Regions from separate parts of the Homo sapiens genome. Here region 2 is linked to region 1. The links are chromatin loops, found by intact Hi-C in ENCODE. Cell type or tissue: endothelial cell of umbilical vein. All regions are shown on one strand.

What was found. Peaks named below come from ENCODE experiments on the same cell type or tissue, not always from the same donor. Only the 100,000 strongest peaks of a DNase experiment are listed, where the experiment ranks them.
Region 2: it touches region 1 in a loop (4-fold over the local background); 20 of 110 quality-filtered maps call a loop at or near these places.

Annotation. Positions count from the first base shown.
Region 1 is chr4:4,856,227-4,864,226 of GRCh38, forward strand. MSX1 (msh homeobox 1) reads left to right here and starts at 3,439. Exons shown (of 2, transcript NM_002448.3): 1 at 3,439-4,142; 2 at 6,475-7,710. The coding sequence starts at 3,674. The coding sequence ends at 6,917. RefSeq lists silencers at 3,261-3,320, 3,341-3,580, 3,591-4,030 and an enhancer at 6,084-6,755. In endothelial cell of umbilical vein, no CTCF peak of the experiment used is centred here; DNase peaks (open chromatin) are centred at 3,405 and 4,965; H3K4me3 peaks cover 2,427 bases; H3K27ac peaks cover 579 bases; H3K27me3 peaks cover 2,465 bases.
Region 2 is chr4:4,468,208-4,476,207 of GRCh38, forward strand. It overlaps STX18 (syntaxin 18), which reads right to left. Exons shown (of 11, transcript NM_016930.4): 2 at 3,432-3,499. It overlaps STX18-IT1 (STX18 intronic transcript 1), which reads right to left. Exons shown (of 4, transcript NR_126434.1): 4 at 7,914-7,937. Among named protein-coding and RNA genes, the nearest start is that of STX18-IT1, 9.5 kb to the right of the region's middle. In endothelial cell of umbilical vein, no CTCF peak of the experiment used is centred here; no DNase peak of the experiment used is centred here.

The DNA.
Region 1 (8,000 bases):
GCGAGAGGGGAGGGGAGAGAAGTCTAGAGGATGGAAGCGGAGCGCCAGTCCCCGAGCTTTATCTGCTGGGGCCAGCCCTGCCCTTGCCAGGCATGAATTACTGCCCGGCTTTCTCGGCTGCAGCGGCAGCGCAGAGAAATGCCGGGGGTACAAACGCCTCGAGGTTAGAGCTGGCGGCGAGATAACAGGCTCAGCCCCAGGGCCTGCCTGCTCGCTGAACCCCTGGGCCGGGAAATCGGTAAAGTCCTAGACAAAAAATAACTCAGAGAAGTCTCCCTCTCACTGCCCCTGTAACTCGTGGCTTTCCTCCCGCGGGAACAAACAACGCCCTGGGAAACAGGCAGACATTTTATTTCTTTTATCTGACTCCTTTCTCTTGAGACTGCCGGCACCTTTCTTTCTCTCGCAATCCAGGGGCAGAGCAATGGGAAAGCCCCGCGCTTTTCTGACACGGAATTGAGTCTGAACCCCCTTCTCTGCCGATGCACTCTTCTCGCCTAGCAACGTTTACACGCGGTTAACCTGCCGCGCGGGGCGACAGCAGACACGAACCCAGGCCGAACCTATAAAGAAGACACCGTGGCGTTCAGACCCGGCTCGGGAAGCCGAGGGGCTGGCTGCGGGGCCGGTGCTGCGGGGCCAGGCGATTTGCTCCCCGGAGGCAGGGGCGCGACTTCAAGGGCCCGTGCGCCGGGTGCAGCCTTTGATCCGGCCGCCGCTGGCGCCTTAAAACAACATCCTAGTCTGCCTATTAGGCGCGCTGAGGAATCGTGACACATTGTTTATCCCCGCAATTAGCGATGCGGCCCTTTTCAGGCCGCCCGCCCCCGGGCCCCCCGCCCCCCCCCCCCCCCCCGCGGCGGAGTCCAGGCCTTGCTGCGCTCCTCAACTGCGACCGCCGCAAGTTCCACACTAGCCCCCGCTGCACCATGCGGCTTCGCTCTCTGAGTTCAAGCCCCCGCTCAGCCCTAAAGCAGGGGTTCTTAACTGGAGGACTCCACTTGGGACCAGAGCCCCCGAAGTTGTCTGCCCCGTTGCTTGTAATGTGTTTTTGTAGGTGTGCATTTTTCTAGGGAAGAAGTTCTTGGCTGTATCAGATTCTTAAAGAGACCTGGGAGCAAAACATTTGCAGAAGGAGGGCGAGGGCGGAACTAAGCAAAGACTCGAAAAGGCACACTGCTCGCTTTTTAAATGGCCCCAAAAGCAGATAGGCCTCTGTTTCCTCTCCCCCTTTAACCTGGCCACAAAGGGAGATTCTGGCTGGGTGCGGAGGGGGTTGTTCTGACGAGAGTTTGATTAGAACGGGAGCAATAGAAGTTCGCCGTCCTGGAATCGCTTGAACCTGGGAGGCGGAGGTTGGAGTGAACTGAGATCGCGCCATTGCACTCCAGCCTGGGCGACAAGAGCAAAACTCCGTCTCAAAGAAGAGGAAGAGGAAGAAGAAGGAGGAGGAGGAGGAGGAGATGAGGAGGAGAGGAGGAAGAGGAGGATGAGGAGGAGGAGAAAAGAGGAAGAAAAAGAGGAAGAGGAAGAAGAAGAAGAAGAGGAAGAAGAGGAAGATGCTGTTGTTCGCTGTCCTGGCTGGGCTACCAGCAAGGTATTTGCCCTACAGCCTTGCTCAGCCTCAGCGAGCTGAGCTTCAAAATTGGGTCTTAAGGTCTTCTATCCTTGTACCCTCTCGGGCAAACCTCCGGAGGCCCCGGTGCACCGCGCGTCCAGCCGGCCCAACTCGAGCTAGAAGCCCCAACCACTGCCCAGTGCCTGAGTTGCAGTCTTGGGTCCTTTAGAAACCTGGAGATGTGCGTAAAATTCAGATGCCGGTATTCCCGAACTTCCCCAGGCCTCAGCATATCTCGGCGGCCTGTGGACAGATGGGAGGCTACCAATCGCTCCGGCGTCCGCAGCCCGACCCCTGCCGCCAGACCCCGGACGTCTTCCGGATAATAAAGTTCCCGCTCTAATTCATTTTCCCTAATCTGGACGCCCCTAATCTACAGCTTTTATTGCGCCCAGTTAAAAGTCGAGGGAATTCGCTGTCCCTCCGCGCTCGGATAATTACCCCTAAATGGCCACGGCAGCCCCTTGTGTTTCCTGGAGATTAGAACCCCGCAGTCATCAATGGCAGGGCCGAGTGAGCCGCCAATCACCTCCGCTCACTCCCTGAGAGCCGCTGGCCTGGGCCGCAGGAGGAGAGGCCATAAAGCGACAGGCGCAGAAAATGGCCAAGCCCCGACCCCGCTTCAGGCAGATCTTGCATCTCCCCTGACCCCAACTCATTTTTTCTGTCTTTATTATTATTATTATTATTAACAGCAAACATTAAATCACGTTTTCTCCGAAATTGGCAAAAGAAGAGTTCTCAAGTCCCACACTAGAGTCCACCTCCAGGAACTTTCCTCTTTTCCCAGCCCCCTCCCCCAAATGTGCCTCTCCCCTCCAGGATCAGCGGCCCAGAGATAGGGACATGTCATTGTTTCCGAGGACGCGTTGTTTGAGGTCACCTTAAGGCCAGATCGGTGTTTCATTGACGATTCTGTTGGTTTTATTTCAGTAAGTTCTATATCAAAAGGATCTGGCAGCTCCTTTCCCCGCCCGGGCGCTATAGGTGTTGTGACCCTTGGGACAGAAGTTCAGAGCGAGGGTGGGGGGGGGGGAATACACATCGTGTATGAAAACCGACTGCAGATTCTAGATAATCTTACGTATTCTCACATCCTTGGCACTACAGGAAGCTAGCTTCTTCCCGCAAGGTTTACTCCAGCTCTAAGTTAGAGACAAAGGCCCACTTTTACCTCGAGGTAAAGTTTACAAGATTTCAGAACAGGAAGAAAATGAAGGTTTGGTTTTGTTTCGTTTCTTGAAAAGAAGTTAATAGTATGTCTTTCTCCTAGGATAAATAGCCATGCGTATTTTAAAAACTATATATAAAAGGAATGTGTAAGAAATAACCTCAACTCAAATTATTGTGGTAGAAGAAGAGGGGGGGTCAGACAGTGGAGGGGGGCACAGGGAAACCCAGCCACAGACTAAAGAGAAAGGTAAAAGAAGCAGTAGAGGAGAGAAACAAGGACGGGGAAAAAAAGAGGAGCGGAAAAGAGGGCTGAGGAGGGGAGGGGAGGGGAGGAGAGGAGGGCAGAAGAGAAGGAACGAGAACAAGGGAAAATCCCCCGGGAACACAGAAAGATAGAGACCCAGGGGACTCCCGCAGAGAGGGCCTCTTGGGCTTCAGCGCAGAGGAAAGTTTCCCGGGCACCCCCTCTCCTCCCCTGCCCTCCGCCGCCTGGGCCCTGCCCTGCGTGCCCCCAGGCCCAGCGCGCCTCCGGGCGAGTCCCCAGGAGCGCGGCCCAATGGATCGCTCCGGGCCCGCCCCCTCGCGCGCTGATTGGCCGCCGCCCCGCTGGCCTCGCCTTATTAGCAAGTTCTCTGGGGAGCCGCGGTAGGGCCCGGAGCCGGCGAGTGCTCCCGGGAACTCTGCCTGCGCGGCGGCAGCGACCGGAGGCCAGGCCCAGCACGCCGGAGCTGGCCTGCTGGGGAGGGGCGGGAGGCGCGCGCGGGAGGGTCCGCCCGGCCAGGGCCCCGGGCGCTCGCAGAGGCCGGCCGCGCTCCCAGCCCGCCCGGAGCCCATGCCCGGCGGCTGGCCAGTGCTGCGGCAGAAGGGGGGGCCCGGCTCTGCATGGCCCCGGCTGCTGACATGACTTCTTTGCCACTCGGTGTCAAAGTGGAGGACTCCGCCTTCGGCAAGCCGGCGGGGGGAGGCGCGGGCCAGGCCCCCAGCGCCGCCGCGGCCACGGCAGCCGCCATGGGCGCGGACGAGGAGGGGGCCAAGCCCAAAGTGTCCCCTTCGCTCCTGCCCTTCAGCGTGGAGGCGCTCATGGCCGACCACAGGAAGCCGGGGGCCAAGGAGAGCGCCCTGGCGCCCTCCGAGGGCGTGCAGGCGGCGGGTGGCTCGGCGCAGCCACTGGGCGTCCCGCCGGGGTCGCTGGGAGCCCCGGACGCGCCCTCTTCGCCGCGGCCGCTCGGCCATTTCTCGGTGGGGGGACTCCTCAAGCTGCCAGAAGATGCGCTCGTCAAAGCCGAGAGCCCCGAGAAGCCCGAGAGGACCCCGTGGATGCAGAGCCCCCGCTTCTCCCCGCCGCCGGCCAGTGAGTAGCCAGAACCCAGGCGCAGAGGGAGGGGGCCGGGTGGGGGCCGGGTGGGGTGTGGGACCCGAGGGCTCCTGGTGGCCTCCGGCGCCTGCGTACCTGCAGCCGGTGCTAGGGAGCCGTGGGCTGCAAGGCCGGGTCTTGCGCCTCCCTCCACTCCCACCCAGGAAGAAGGTTCCAGACCTCCTCGCCTTGGCCCAGAGACGCTGCGGGTGGGAGTTAACGGATAGGACACCGATGTCTGGGCACCCTGTCCTCCTGCCCCCACCAAACGACCTCAGGGGTCCATGATCCCTCATCTGATCCCAAACTCTGTTTCATCGGCTTCACCCCAGCGGATGAATGTGTGTGGTGCGGTATCTTCCCTGCACCCGGAGTTTCACTTTCTCGCAGTAGGAGCTGGTGTCCCCCAGCCCCTCTTCCCTTTCAAGTACCTCTTTGCCTAGAGGTTCCGAAGCTCCTACAGAATTCTACCTCCCCATGCCCTTTGAGTTTGAGGCAGATAGTTGGTGCTTTGGGCGGATGGATGATTCAGGGGTGGGGACATTCAGGTTCCAGTGGAGGGGGCGGGGCACCAAGTCAATTAGGGGAAGGCGCCCCCGCTAATCCTATGGGAAGCTCCCAAACGTCTAGGACTGAGCCATTAAAGTGGACTCCAGGTGCCCAAGGCGGTTCGCTCCAAGGCCTCACGGCCCCCTGGCTGCTCTACTCAGAGAACACGCTCGGAGATATTTCAGGAGCACGGGAAATTCCCAAGTTTTCCTCGTTTCCTCCGATTATTTTGCTCGGCATAATAGCAGCCAGATTTCAATGGCGTGATGCTGAGGAATGATTTTTATCTGGGGATTAAACGTCTTTGAAAGGCCAGTCCCTCCCTAAGCCTAATGGCCGGAGAAGGTGGCCCCGCTCTGGGTTGTCGCCGCTGAAGGGAGTGACGTTTCTCTCGGCGCCCGCCCCTCGGGCGGCCCGGCGGAAAGCTAGTTGGGGGCCAAGCGCTTCCCGGACTCCCGGTGGCCTCCAGCAGGGAAGAAGCGGGGTGTTAACACGAGATTTCGTTTGACTCACATCCTGGTGGTCTGAAAGTCCAAAGGATCGTTGTGTTTTCTTTGTTTTGTTTTGTTTTTTCTGTTTGTTTGTGGTTGTTTTTTAGAGAGGTGTGAAAAAATGCATACTTAGGCAAAACCCGCGTGGTGAAACATCTTCGATTTGAATTCACTTTCTGCCGGGAAAGCTGCTGCATAGGCAAAGTGTCCTTTCCAACGCTTAGGGCCTTGGGCCCCAAGACCCCGAAGTCAAAGCGATCCCGGCTGTGTTGGGATAATTTGTTCCACATTTTATCCGGGGGCAGTCCCCAGCAGACCCCATCCCCGACCTGCACTAGTCCTGCGCTCTGATGCTTCTTCACTGTCCACCCTTGAGGTTTATTTTGAAGCCAAAAGAAAAAGACAGCTGGGCATGTTGATGTCTGCTGACTATGCCACAGGTTGAGGGGAGAGGCGATCTCAACACTCCCCCCGCAACAACATCAACACACACACACACACACACACACAAACGTTTGAGTGGGGCCAGAGGGCCCTGGCGCCAGGGGTGAACGCGATCCAACAGAGGACTGAGACAATCTAAAGAAAAAGCCCATTAGAATAAAGCAGCCCCTCGTTCTCCGCTCCAGATGACACTTTCTGTTTCTAAGAGGGCTGGCCACAGTGCACCCTCCATGATGGTCTGCGCTGCTCCATCTCTGGTCTGCGGGAACTACTCCTAGAATCCCGTAGGAGCGAAGTGTTCCGGGGAAAGTGTAGAATTTGATTTGGATTCTATGCCACAAAACTGCCTAGCCCCACACTGAAGCACTCCGTGGGCACTGATAAATGTTTGGCCAACGCGTAAAACTAAATGTGCCCTTGGGCTGGGCGCAGGGCCTCTTTCTGCATGTTCGTCAACTGTATTAACATCCACCTTTCCTCTGGATGGCCCTGGGAGGAGGCCCGCCATGAAGGCCTTCCTAAGCCGCCGGGCAGCACAAAGGTGATTTCACATCTTCCCAGCTGTTTAGGCCTAAGATGTGGACATCGAGCCTTCAACGTGGGTATTTTTCTCCTGGAATCTTAGTTTCTTCATTTGCAAAAAGTAGACAGGAACTTCTCCCCTGCGGGGTTGCAATGGGAATTGGAGAAAATATATTTCAAGTGCCTTGCGCGATGCCCGGCACCGAGGCACTTGGCGGCACTCAATATCTGGTATTGTTTGGCTATTATTACTACTTCTTGGGCTGATCATGCTCCAATGCTTCTCTCTTAACCCCTTGCTTTTTTTTTCTTTCGGCCCTCAGGGCGGCTGAGCCCCCCAGCCTGCACCCTCCGCAAACACAAGACGAACCGTAAGCCGCGGACGCCCTTCACCACCGCGCAGCTGCTGGCGCTGGAGCGCAAGTTCCGCCAGAAGCAGTACCTGTCCATCGCCGAGCGCGCGGAGTTCTCCAGCTCGCTCAGCCTCACTGAGACGCAGGTGAAGATATGGTTCCAGAACCGCCGCGCCAAGGCAAAGAGACTACAAGAGGCAGAGCTGGAGAAGCTGAAGATGGCCGCCAAGCCCATGCTGCCACCGGCTGCCTTCGGCCTCTCCTTCCCTCTCGGCGGCCCCGCAGCTGTAGCGGCCGCGGCGGGTGCCTCGCTCTACGGTGCCTCTGGCCCCTTCCAGCGCGCCGCGCTGCCTGTGGCGCCCGTGGGACTCTACACGGCCCATGTGGGCTACAGCATGTACCACCTGACATAGAGGGTCCCAGGTCGCCCACCTGTGGGCCAGCCGATTCCTCCAGCCCTGGTGCTGTACCCCCGACGTGCTCCCCTGCTCGGCACCGCCAGCCGCCTTCCCTTTAACCCTCACACTGCTCCAGTTTCACCTCTTTGCTCCCTGAGTTCACTCTCCGAAGTCTGATCCCTGCCAAAAAGTGGCTGGAAGAGTCCCTTAGTACTCTTCTAGCATTTAGATCTACACTCTCGAGTTAAAGATGGGGAAACTGAGGGCAGAGAGGTTAACAGATTTATCTAAGGTCCCCAGCAGAATTGACAGTTGAACAGAGCTAGAGGCCATGTCTCCTGCATAGCTTTTCCCTGTCCTGACACCAGGCAAGAAAAGCGCAGAGAAATCGGTGTCTGACGATTTTGGAAATGAGAACAATCTCAAAAAAAAAAAAAAAAAAAAAAAAAAAAAAAAAAAAGAAAAGAGAAAAAAAAGACTAGCCAGCCAGGAAGATGAATCCTAGCTTCTTCCATTGGAAAATTTAAGACAAGTTCAACAACAAAACATTTGCTCTGGGGGGCAGGGAAAACACAGATGTGTTGCAAAGGTAGGTTGAAGGGACCTCTCTCTTACCAGTACCAGAAACACAATTGTAAAATTAAAAAAAAAAAAAAACTCTTTCTATTTAACAGTACATTTGTGTGGCTCTCAAACATCCCTTTGGAAGGGATTGTGTGTACTATGTAATATACTGTATATTTGAAATTTTATTATCATTTATATTATAGCTATATTTGTTAAATAAATTAATTTTAAGCTACAAAAATTATCTCTTTACTGATTGAGTCTTTTATTTTAATTTTGCTTCTTGCTATCTCTTTATGTGTACAGTTGCTTTTCAGTTTGACGGTACTTTTACGACAGCAACTTTGAAAGGTGATAACAGGGTATGCAGGGATAGAGGGGGGTGTCTTTTTGAACACCCACGACAGATCTGCATTAGGAAAGTCAAGTGGAGAGTTGAAGTAATTACCTAGGATAATTAGGCTCAATTTTCCAATTCACTTTAAGCTGAAATCGACACTTACTCGGGCAACCTATAACCAACTCTTGCTT
Region 2 (8,000 bases), 390 kb before region 1:
GAATACAGCCTTGAAACGTACTTTCTCTGAAACACCACGTCCCCTCCCTTTCTCACCATACATTCCCTTACACCATGCACATTTACCTAACTGTATGTATCTAATTATGTGCTTACCTGGAAGTTGCAGGGGCTAACTTGAAATAGACTGAGCACGGAGACCTAACTGCAAAATTCCAGAGATTACCTCAAGGCGGGTAGTCTACAACCCGGCCATTGCTGACATGTCGCCAGCCTGCGATGATAGCTATCAGAAAGAGACACACAGACCTAGTACGCAGCATCGCTCCTGCCTTCCCACTGCTTGCTCTGGAAATAAAGTCACCTTCCTTTCGTCCTTGTTATTGGCTTTGCAAGCGGTGAGCAGCCAAGCCTGGGCTCGGTTACATTATCATGGTTAAAACTGAAAAGCCTATTTACACCAAATGTTGGCAAGGATAGGGAGCAATTATAACTCGCATGCATTGCTACAAGGAGTGAAAAACCACTTTGGAAAATTGCTTGGTAGTTTATTTTAAGGCTGAGCATGCACCTACCATTTGTATGACCCACTAATTTCACCCCTAGGTATTTATTCAAAGGAAATAAATCAGTATGTCCACAAAGAGACTTGTAGAAGATGCTACTCACAAAGGCTTTATTCCTAATAGTCTCAAAGTGGAAACAGCCCCGTATTCTCTATTAGATAAATGGATAAGCAAACTATGGTAACGTCACACAATGGAATATTAAAAATAATAAAGCAACAGAAAGGAACAAACTACTGGTATACACAACATGCAAGAACCTCAAAAACATGTGGAGTAAAAGAAGGTAGACACACCAGAGTGTGTACCATACAAGTCTATTTATATTCCCCTTGAGGAAAAGCCACTGGATTTGGTGATTAGGAAGTCACAGATGAGCATTAGGAGAAAAATTTCAGAAAAGTGAGGGAAACCGAGCCATATGGTTGGCGCAGAGTAAAAGGTGAGGAAGCAGAGGTCACGTCACCTGCAGTCCGTAGGCCAAGTCTAGCCTGCAGGCATGGCTCCCTATGGTCTGAGAACTAAGAATGGTTAAAGGTTTTTAAAGGTTGTAAAAAAAACAAAACAAAAAATATGTGACAGAAACCATATGTGGCCCACAGAACCTAAACTATACTACCTGGCTCTTATAGAAAGTTGGCTGATCCCTGATTAGACTTTCTCCCCATGTTTGGCACTGACGTGAAATGAAGCGACAGGGCCTGTTGGCTTAAGGAGCAAGCAAGGTCAAATGTATAAACTAAAAGGAAGAAAAGAACCGGATGACCAAAAATAGCTGGGAATCATGAATACAGCAGTACCTGAGAAGCGGTGTGAGGGATGAGATAAAGGATATGCTTGTACCGCTGAATGTATAAACTAAAGGGAAGAAAAGAGCCAGATGATGAAAACTGGCCAGGAATCATGAGCACAGCGGTACCTGAGAGGCGGTGTGAGTGATGACATAAAGGATGCACTCGCACCACTTCTCAGGTACTGCTGCATTCATGATTCCCAGCTATTTTTGGTCGTCTGGCTTTTTTCTTCCCTTTAGTTTATACACAAGTAGGACAGTATCCTTAAAAACAAAGAGAGGGGTTTCTCTATGACAGGTGGAAAGAAGGTGATGAGGTGAGGAGGAAACTGAGAGACCCTATTAGAGGTTCCAAACTTTACCGAGGAGTAGGCTCTGATGCCACCTCGATGGGGCCTTCCTGACTACTCTGTGTAAGAATCACAAGCTTTCCCAGCACTCCCGATCCCTGTTACCTTGGTTCTACTCTTCCTTTTCTTTCCATAGGACCTATGACCTAATGTACTATACACGTAGTGCTTGTCTTTGCCAGCCCACGAGAATGCAAACGCCATGAGGGCAGGAATATTTGTATTTTACCCCCAGATGTGCCCTAAGCATCTAGAATTCAATAAACCTGTGACGAACCAGGAAGTTTAATCTGAAGTGAGGGGTCAGGCTGCAGCAGGGGATCTCAATGTCAGCACCTCCTCAGTTTTGGGCCGGGTAAGTCCCTGTTGTGGAGAGTTGTCCTGAGTTGTGCACATTCTTGGCCTCTACCCACTAAATGCGCAATACTCCTCTTCCTAGTTGGGAAAAACAAAAATGTCTCCAGACATTGCCAAATGTCCCCTGGGGTGCAAAATCACCACAGTTGAGTGCTGCTGGGCTAGTCATGGACTTTAGGACTAGGAGGAAATCATTCATTCAACAAGTATTTACTGAGTGCCAAATATGGGTGAGGAACTATGGAAACACGATGGAAACCTGACAAGGTCCTTGACCTCATGACATGTACAGCCTGGTGACAAAGACAGATAATAAACTGTAATTATTAAATAATTACAAATTGTGTTTTGTTACTGAAGAAAATATACAGGGTGGAGAAACTAACTAACAGAAGAGACCTACTTTATAAAGGGTAGTGAGAGAAGGCCTCTGGGAAGAGGGACTATTAAGTTGAGCCTTTAAGTTTGAAAAGGAAACCACCATGGGAAGAGGAGGAACAGCATAGGCCTGGGCCCTGCACCAGGAAAGGGCATGGCACCTTTAAGGAAGGCTGGCATGGCTGGAGCACCGTCGTGGGAAGGCGGTGTTTGAAATAAGGCCAGGGGCTAGATCAGGAGTGGGGAGACCGCAGTGTAGAGGCTGGTATTAATGCTAATTCCAATGCAGTATTCATGGTGGGCTTACTCAGGTGGTGACATAATCCAATTAAAGTTTAAAAAAGACTCTGGCTACTGAGTAGAAACTAGACTTAGCCACCAGAAGGAATGTCAACATGAGTAACATTAGGGGATGAACAGAAGGATTCAGCAAAAGTGCCGTAAGAAATGAAGGCTATGCCAAAGTGGGTGTGTAGCTGCCTCTAGCAGGTGTCAAAAGCCTGGGAGAAGGACAAAAGAAGAAAATGGCCATCAGGACTGAGGACTGGGAATTGGCGAGGGAGGCATGATCCAGCGACGTGAGGGTAAGGACTGAAATGTGCTCATGAGAACGTCACCAAACCAGCAAAACTGGTGTCACAGACTGGGACCGCAAGAGATGGGCAAAAATAGCTTAGCAGAGGCTTGAAAACTTTGTTCTTCCACAGGTTGAGGGCATACAAATACATGTGTCCCCAACTTCAAATACAGCTCTGTAAGTACTCATGGAGTTTCATTTGACAGGAGATAATGGTACATAGAGAGATACAAATAGACTGGAAGATATTGCTGTTGTGATTTCATGACTTTGAGGACATGGAGTACAGCAGAGCCTTTTGCTTTGAGGAGATTTTTCCACTGCCAAACTGGTCTTCCTCATTACAACTCTGAGTTATTAAGAAAAAGGTGAGGGCAAAAAGCGCAAAAGAAATATAGGTGTAGAAAAGAACACAGTCACCAAAGTCCTGGTAAAAAAATATGTACTTACCTATAAGCATTAATATAATCTTTCCTGTGTTCCAGAAGAAAATCTCTCAGTTTGCCAATGTGAGAAATCTAAAATTAAAAAAGAAAGCCAACAGTTTATATAGATATGTTACACTCATGTAATGAATTTTAAATTAATAGAGAATAAAATGCAAATTGCAGAAAGATTCTGAAGCTACAAACTGAGCACCGTCGGTTTTGGACTCTCGTACAGTCACAAATTAGTTACCATTCCTGGGCCTCAGTCTCTCATCGATGGTTCCTTCCACCTCTAATTATTAGGACCTATGACACTATGAGTAGGTGATTTCTAGGTAAGTTAAAGACGAAATGAGATAATGCATGTCTAGTAATTACATAGCATGTGTTCAATAAGGTTAATTCCTTTTCTTTTCTTATAGCTAAAATTGCACAGCAAGTATTCCTTCTTCCAAGTGTTCTAAGGGACAGTTCTAAAGCTGAAGCTGTTGCGTTTGTAAATAGGGCCCATGCAGAGCAGCAGAGTTAAAGCAAAGATTCAGGGGTAACAATTTATCCCCACATAGCAAATCTCTGTCTTTCCTATGGGCTATTTCCATGGATGAAGAAAAAGAACTCAAAGATACAGGTACAAAGCACTGTGTTTGTGATGGCTGTTTCTAGTATAATAAAAACCTATTCTAAAGCACCTACTACATGCCAGGTACTGTGCATGGAACTAGCAATTCACAAATAAATAAAAAGTGGTGGGAAGAACGCTCAGACCACAGTCAATAGGGACAAACGTGTTTCCAGAGGGAGAATGATTACTAGCCAGTGGCCTGCTGGTCCTCTGACGACGTCTTACTCCAGCTTCCGACTCACACACTTTGCACTCGTTCCAAACACACGTGGCCCCAGCCTTGCAAGGTCTGCGGAACTTTCATCTCTTCCATGGAAGTTTTTCTGTCAAGGCCAACCCAGGCTAATTTTCACTTTGCTCTGATCTTAAAAGGACTTCTGCACACCACACTCTTGGCACTCAATTATTCATGGCCATGTACTCTGACCTAACTTTTATATACACACTTCTTTGTCAGTGGCAGAACTATGCAAGGAGGGGCTGCCCATCTTTCCCTACAGTTGTAAGCACAACAAGAAGCACAGAGGTGATCAATAAACACTGTGGAATGAGTATATGCCTAAATACAAAATAGCATTGATCACAAAAGAAACATCCATGGTTTGTCTGGAGATATGTCAGTTTGGGTTCAGCTAAATTTCCCACATAGTCTAGACTCTTATTATAAATGTGATTCAGAAAAACACCCTAAGGCATTGTAAGCAAACAAATCAAAGAAAAAGAATTAAGTATGGTCACAATATTCATTTATTTCACAGATAGCAAATCAGGACTGAGAGACTGTCCACCATCCCTGACACTGCTCAACACTTTCACGTACATGGCCTATTTCTCTTCCCAACAACCCTGCTGTGCTATGATTCTTACTGTTCTCATTAACCAGTTTGGGAAAAGCTAAGTGACTTGTCCAAGGTTACACATTTAGTATGTGAGCTTGGTTTCAAAAGCTCAGGACTGAGTCCAAATTCAGCGTGTTTCCCAGTGCACCACCATGCCTGCCTGCCTTACAATCCTGTTCCTGCTTTCCACTTAGGCTGCATCAGGAAATCTGACTTTTTTTTTTTTTTTTTTTGAGATGGAGTCTTGCTCTGTCACCAGGGCTGGAGTGCAGTGGTGCCATCTCGGCTCAGTGCAAGCTCCACCTCCCAAGTTCACGTCATTCTCCTGCCTCAGCCTCCGGAGTAGCTGGGACTACAGGCACCCGCCACCACACCCGGCTAATTTTTTTGTATTTTTAATAGAGACGGGGTTTCACCATGTTAGCCAGGATGGTCCCGATCTCCGGACCTCGCGATCCGCCCGCCTCAGCCTCCCAAAGTGCTGGCATTATAGGCGTGAGCCACCGCGCCCGGTCGGAAATCTGACTTTTAAGTCTGTTGGGAAAAAAATTAAGAGATACGCAAGCAAGGTGTTCATTCCATCACATAAAAGATTTGACCAAGCTACTCCTCTGTTTCAAAACCTTCAATGGTTTCCATCTCCTTACCTCCTTCCCCTGCCTACCAGGGGTCAAACACTCAACTACTTCCAGGGGCCATGTGAACAGCATAAATGAGCAAAGCAAGGGAAATGCGTGGGTAGAATACATTCGACAGTGGTGAATTCTGGTTTCAAAATACACTGCAGTTAAAGGAAGCAGCTCTGCATGCTGATTTGCCAAAGGAAAGCCAATGAGTCATCTCAGTGTCTAAACAACGGGAAAAAGTCCAAACTCCCAAATGCAGCACTCAAGGCCCTTCACAACTCAGCGCTGAAAGTCCCTGCCGCACACCCCGCACCACTCCAGCCTCCAAGTCCCAGGCCTTCCCCTCACTTGCATACCCATATGGTTCTCCCTTTCCCTGGAACGCCCTACCCATCATTCTCTCCCAGGCAAATTCTTCCTCCTCATTCAAGATTCTCTTTTCCTCCTCATACTCACCCTACACTCCCAGCTGCAGTCAGATCCCATTCCCGCACAAAACGCTACATGTGCATCTATTTCAGCACCTGTTCCTTCATGATAACAATGACTAGTTCATAAACTGATTTCCCTTCACCAGACTGCAAACTCTGAGAGGGCAGAGAGTCCTCTCTCTTTCCCCAGAGCTTGTCAGGCAGTTTCTGGCACAAAGCAGACCCTCAGAAACTTTTACTAAATATTGAATAAATAGTGGGTACTGAATAATCCCAGAAGGATTATACCTGCTACCGTAGGCAGAATAATGGTTTTCCAGCTTCCCCAGGCCCATCCCCCTGTAAGATGTCCAACTCCTAATCGCCAGAACCTGTGACTATATGGTGTTACATGACAACAGGGCATTAATGCAGCACATGAGTTAAGGTTGCTGATCAGCTGACCTTAAAGTAGAGAGATTATCCTGAATTATCTGGGTAGGCTCAATCACAAGGGTCGGTAAATGTGGAAGTGGGAGGCAGAAGGGAGAGTGAGAGTAATGCAATGTGAGAAAGACTCATTCCAATGTTGCTGGTTTTGAAGATGGGGAAAGGAAGCCAAAGAATGTGGGCAGCCTCTAGAAGCTGGAAAGGGCAGGGCAATGGGCCTTCCTTAGAGCCTCCAGAAAAGAACACGGTCCTGCCAACACCTTGATTTTAGCTCAGGGAGTCCCATTTTGGACACTTGACTTATAGAACTATAAGATAATAAATCTGTGTTGTTGTAAGCCACAAGTTTGATGTAATTGGTTACAGCAGCAATGAGAAACTAATACACCTACTAAGAACCTTACTATCCACAACAGGTGTTTTTTTAGAAGCCATAAAGTTTTCCATACAAAGTTTTGAAAAGTGCAGAGGAATCTACTGTACAGGTTAGATCCAGCTGCCCACCCCTACTTTTAGTTAGTTCTATTCTACAAGGGAGGGATGGTGCCTAGGGATGAATGCCAGGAGCAAGCAAGCTCCACAGAGGCCCACAAGCACATAATTATTATACAAGAGGTTGCAGTTAGTCTAACAAATGTGATCCCAACTTCATATGCTCTGTAATGGGAAATTTCTATGAAACGAGGTTATTAAAACAGAGTGCAGGTGGTTCAGGATTAAACAGAATTCTTGATAAGAGGTGTGTTAAGTAATTACTGACTAAATTACATCAGTATAATAACTCAATACTTAACAGGAACACAATGTATGATATTTTAAATGCTGAGAATGAAAAAATAAAGGAACATTAAGATTTCTTTAGAAATTTGAGAGCTCTGAATTTTCTATTAATTTCTTTAAAAAAAAACAAAAAAAAAAACATGACAAATCAACAACAAAGAAAAAAGTTCAACAAATCTTTGATTTATCTACATAGGCATACCTAAGTCCCCAAATAGCATAATACAATTATCTCTGCAGAGAATGATTTGACTGTTTAATCACATGACTACCATTAACTTTATAAAGACTCTTGGCCAAGCTTAATCTATTTACTGTTAGACTCAGTCCTATTTTTCAGAATAAACTGGCAAAGACCGCATATTATAGCGCATACAATTCTGACGTGCTCATTACATTTTCACATTTTTAGAGAGGTTAAGTAGTTGTATGCTTTGGATTTTTCTTTTTTCTTTTTTGTAGATATGGGGTCTTGCTATGTTGCCCAGGCTGGTCTCAAATTCCTGGGCTCAAGTGATCCTCCCCCCTTGGCCTCCCAAAGTGCTGGGACTACAGGCATAAGCCACCATATCCGGCCTATGTTTTGGACTTTAAATGTTTCCACATGCAGTGCTAATTTTGGAAGAGTCACTTAATATGATAAAGTAGGAATAAGTATATACATCAAGAGAATGCCTCTTACTTGAGGTGTGTTCAGAAGGTGCAGCATCACCATGTAAAATCTACTAAGACTGGGCAACCTAACAGCTTCACAAGATCATCTGTCCTCACAAGTGAACAGTCTTCCATCAGACTGATGGTCTATCATGGAAAAGAGTTTTCATCAGTGAGCTACGGTTTGATTACACCGCCATATTAAATATG